2 separate regions of the Homo sapiens genome follow, and region 2 is linked to region 1. A link is a loop called in an ENCODE intact Hi-C map of the cell type or tissue named here. Cell type or tissue: heart right ventricle. All regions are shown on one strand. Region 1 overlaps PTPRM (protein tyrosine phosphatase receptor type M). Region 2 overlaps PTPRM (protein tyrosine phosphatase receptor type M).

Region 1 (2,500 bases):
GTATCTTTTGAGTTGTTTTGTTCTCAATGGAGTGTTTAGTTGAAACAAGTAATTGTTAAAAGTGTTAGAGAAGACAGTGTCCAGGGACACTAATTTCACCATCAGATCTGGAGCTAACAACTAAGACAAATCTAGAAAGCTGGGACAGACAGTCTGAGGCTCCTTGATGCTATCCTGTTTAACATTGTTTATCAGAGCCTTGGAGGCAGATGTAGAAAGCATGCTCATCAGATTTGCAGACAACACAAAACTAGGTAAGATGGCTATTACCACAATTGAATGACAATGTCAGAGTTGTAGAATGGAGTGATGCACAAAAGCATGAGATGGGATTTAGGAAGGATAAATGGAGAGTCCTGGATTTAATTCAGAAAACCATCTACTTTCTTACAAAGTGGAGAGATGACTCAGTGGCAGTGGTGTACAAAAGCCGTATGGGATTTCAGGCTCGCAGAAGCTGAGAATGGACCAGCACCCTGTCTGCACTGTTGAGAAGAGAATGTGGTTAAGGGCAGTAGCCCGTTGAATTCTAAACAGCTGCCAGGATGGTTGAAGGGCCTGTAAACCTTTTAGTAGCAGGAATTACAGGGAGCAAAGCATACTTTGCCTGTTGCCTGGAGAAGTGAAGACTTAGAACATGACAGCTCTTTTCAAATAATCAGCTTTCCTGTGCAAAAGCTAAGATCTTTTTTCTTTTCTTTTCTTTTCTTTTCTTTTCTTTTCTTTTCTTTCTCTCCTTCCTTCCTCTCTTCCTTCCTTCCTCCCTTCGTTCTTTCTTTTCTTTCTTTCTTTCTCTTTCTTTCTTTCTTTCTTTCTTTCTTTCTTTCTTTCTTTCTTTCTTTCTTTCTTTCTTTCTTTTCTTTCTTTCTCCCTTCCCCTTCCCCTTCCCCTTCCTTCCTTCCTTCCTTCCTTCCTTCCTTCCTTCCTTCCTTCCTTCCTTCCTTCCTTCTTTTTTTTCTATTTTTTCACAGGCTAGAGCAAAGATAAATGGGTATACATTTCAAGAAGCAGAGTTTGGCCCTTTTTAAGGGGGGATGTTCTACATAGTCAGGATGCTTTACAAAATTCTGAGTGCCTCATCTATTCAGAGGCTGGCTGGCTGGCTGGGAAGTTGTACAGTTGACCTAAGCATTTGGATAGAAGTTGGACCAGGTGACCTCTAACATCTGTTTTTGCTCTGAGGTTGGACAATGGCTGTTTTACTTATCTTCTTGCCAACAGGACACACATTGTGGACATAATGTAAAAATATTCTTAAATTCATGTTTTCTTGAATGAGAACACTTAATTGTCATCAGTGGCAAACAATTATAATTTTTTGAATTAATATGATTAATAGCATTATATGGATAGTAGAATTTTCATAATAATTAATAAGATCAATTTAATTAATCACTTTCCCCATGTGAAACATGGAGAAAAGATCTTATACTATAAAAAGTAACAGGAGGCATTCAAGAGGATATGAGATGGGACAAAATCATCAACGTGCTGAATGCTATTGATGCTGAAACAGCTGAATTACTATGTATATTTTGCATTTTCTATTATTCTTTGTTTTTTTTTTAAGTAGTTTCATTTCTAGTACCAGAATTCAGCAGATGTTTACCACATGCTTAGTCTCGAATTTATTTTTCCCTTTAAAACTTGTGTGGACTGTAAGTGAATTTATCATCTCTTTTGATTTTGAGACCTCATATCTCCAAAGTATTAAAGTAAAACCTGTTTCTTTGTTAGATTTAGAATAATTCTTTGGAAAATATTTTGCAAGCTGTACCATGGTTTGTACTGCATTTTGTCCTCTATTATTGTGCCAGGATTGAGGTGAAAGCATTTCTTTTTTCATTTTTTGGACAAATTATAAATGTTTCTTCTTTATTGAAAACATGTTGAACATTTAAGTCAGTTCTCTTAAAATTTTTAATGCAAGAGCAATTTTTCAAATTCCTATACATCTGGAAACTATGAATTTTAAATTTGCTTAGGTCTTACTTTCTTTTTTTTCTTTTCTTTGTTTTTTTTTTTTTTTTTTGTTTGTTTGTTTTTTGAGACAGATTTTCGCCCTGTCGCCCAGGCTGGAGTGCAATGGCATGATCTCGGCTCACTGCAACCTCCGCCTCTTGGGTTCAAGCGATTCTCTCAGCCTCCTGAGTAGCTGGGATTACAGGTGCCTGCCATCATGCCCAGCTAATTTTTGTATTTTTGTAGAGATAGGGTTTCACCATGTTGGCCAGGCTGGCCTCGAACTCCTGACCTCAGGCGATCTGGCCGCCTCAGCCTCCCAAAGTGCTGGTATTACAGGCATGAGCCACCATGCCCGGCCAGATCTTACCTTCAGCTGGCTTCTACCAACATTAGATTGCTTTTGGAGAGCTGCGTAATACAGTGATGTGGGTGAGGCATGGTTAATACTCAGCAGCACTCAGCAAGGGATCACTAAGTGTTGGATGCACAGCTCCTGAGTGGAAAGACCTAATCAGATTTAGTTTGGCATCAAACT
Region 2 (2,500 bases), 85 kb after region 1:
GAGACCCTGTCTTTGCAGAAAAAAAAAAAAGAAAACTACCTGGATGTGGTGGCACATGTCTATGGTCCCACCTACTCTGGAGGCTGAGGCAAGAGTATCACTTGAGCCCAGGAGGTCTAGGCTGTGGTGAGCCATGATCATGCCACTGCACTCCAGCCTGGGCAACAGAGCAAGACCCTGTCTCAAAAAAAAAAAAAGTCATCAAGAGTGTGCCTGCTTTGAATGACACTACTGTTATCTCCATATCTAAGCTGTAGACAGATGGTGTATATGCAGACAATAAGAGGCAGTATCAGTATTCCCTGTGCTGATGCAGAGGCGGTACTCACCTCAAAAACATCTGACTTATAAATGACTCACAGATAAGAGCAAAATGGGAGCATTATCTCCTGGCTGATGTCTCTTGCCCTCGCTCCTGAAACTAGTTTTCAGAGGACCTGTGGCTTCAGAATGCTTTCCTGCTCCCTCTCCTTTTATTTCCCTATCATTGCTCAATCTCACATGCCATCTCTTCTGGGAAACACTTCTTGAATCCTGCAGAATGAGTTTCTGGCTTTTCTCTGCTGTGGGAAATCAGTAGATGGTCTCTGAGCTGAGAAGTGGTGCAGAGGGGCACATGACGGGCAGGTTGACAGATGGTCACATTCAGTAGGTAGGCTGAGCTCAGTTCGAAGGGTCCTGTGTGGCATGCTGAGGATGTTGAGCTTTATCTGATAAGCAACTTGGAAACTAGATTGTTAAACCTTGAAATAGAGTAACAGATTAAAATTTTAAAACTTGTTTTAAAATATGTAGCCTGCAGGCTGATTGCCCTGTAGTCTAATAAAGTGCTAACAGGTAACCTTTCGATACAGCTGGGATGCTGGCTTCAGGGATTCTGCATGAAAGAAATCTTCATGCAAAGGCTGAAAATTATAGAAGAAATATTATTGCAACAAATGCATGATGATTTGCTGAAAGACGTATGAGAATACACCTGTGTTTACATTTCACTTTGAGATTTCTGTGGCTCATGGGCCTGTGACAGGACAGTTCTGTCTTCTCCATTTGCCCTTCCTGCAAATGGAGCATGGTACAGGTATCCTCACTCCTCAGGGCCATTCATCCATCCTGCATCCAGGGACTCAGTCAGTTTCTTTCAGCCATTACCTTTCCAGTAATAAGTGTGTTATTTGGCTTGTTTGTGGCTGTTTGTACAGCCAACTTTTTCGACATCAGTAGAGGACTAGAACAAAGCCCTTGAATACAGAAATTTGAGGTGTGGGTGGAAATCAAGCTAAGATTACATCATAATGTTCATTTCTTAGAGCTGCTGACAAAGATAAAGAAGCAAATGATGGAACCCTGAAAAAGTAAAGCAAAGTAGAGAAAGAGCTTACTTTAATGGCTTTCTTCTTAAGTGCTATTAGAAGAGAGAGAGGGCAGATCTTTCATTTGAATCTTTCTAATTTCTTGGGTTATAAGGCTCTTGCTTGGCCCTAAGTATTTCCAGCAATTAAATCAAAGCCCATTAAGCTTAGGTTCATCATAGATCTTATTAAGGATTTAAATCTTTATGCAGATTTTATTTTTCTTATTGAATAGGATAAATAAAGGTGACGTACAAGGAAGTTCACATTTTGAAAGAGTACAAGATTACTTCACCAATGCTTCCTTGAAATGTGGCACTGAGAAACTGCAAAGTTATGTTTTTGTTTATTAAAAAGTAAGTTCTGGGCTGGGTAAGGTGGCTCATGCCTGTAATTCCAGCACTTTGGGAGGCCGAGGTGGGAGGATCACTTGAGGCTGGGAGTTCAAGACCAGCCTGGGCAACATGGCAAGACTCCGTCTCTTATTAAAAAAAAAATTAAATAAGCCAGGCATCATGGCTTGCCTTCAGTCCTAGCTATTCTGGAGGCTGAGGTGGGAAGATTGATCGCTTGCGCCCAGGAGTTGACATTACAATGAGCTGTGATTGTGCCACTGCACTCTACCCTGGGCGAGTGAGACCCTGTCTTTTAGAAAACAAAAAATAAGTAAGTTCAGAGGGAAACTTCTAGTTTTATTGTTGTGATGAGAATTACCAATATAATTTAATATATTTTAATACAAGTGTTAATATATGTAGAATACTTAACGCAGTGCGTGGAAATGTTTTGGAGAGAAGTCTTGAAATAATAAGAGCTAGAGCTATCATAATGGAGACTCACACTATCCTTGTAGGCTATATCCTTGTTCCATCTACTAAATAATGTGCCTTTATTTACGGAGCACCTATTAAGTGCCAGTTAGTATGTTGATACCAAGGATATCTATAAACAAGTCCTCCCAGAGCTGATATCCCAGTGGACGATTAGCTAGTCTTCAATAAAGAGAACAATTCATGATTTGATTTACTTGTTACTGTAATTATATGAGTGTCTAAAAAATAGTGCATCCTTGAATTTTAGAACAGAGTTCCTGAGGCAGTCAGTGCATTCTGGGGTTTTGCCCCAAAGTGCAGGAAATATGAAATCCAAAT

Evidence for each region. Peaks named below come from ENCODE experiments on the same cell type or tissue, not always from the same donor. Only the 100,000 strongest peaks of a DNase experiment are listed, where the experiment ranks them.
Region 2: a loop joins it to region 1, with 2.5 times the contacts of the local background. A loop is called at or near these places in 1 of 110 quality-filtered maps.

What each region holds. Positions count from the first base shown.
Region 1 is chr18:7,771,557-7,774,056 of GRCh38, forward strand. The region is part of intron 1 of PTPRM (protein tyrosine phosphatase receptor type M); the gene reads left to right. Among named protein-coding and RNA genes, the nearest start is that of PTPRM, 210 kb to the left of the region's middle. In heart right ventricle, no CTCF peak of the experiment used is centred here; no DNase peak of the experiment used is centred here; H3K27ac peaks cover 880 bases.
Region 2 is chr18:7,856,560-7,859,059 of GRCh38, forward strand. The region is part of intron 2 of PTPRM (protein tyrosine phosphatase receptor type M); the gene reads left to right. Among named protein-coding and RNA genes, the nearest start is that of PTPRM, 290 kb to the left of the region's middle. In heart right ventricle, no CTCF peak of the experiment used is centred here; no DNase peak of the experiment used is centred here; H3K27ac peaks cover 771 bases.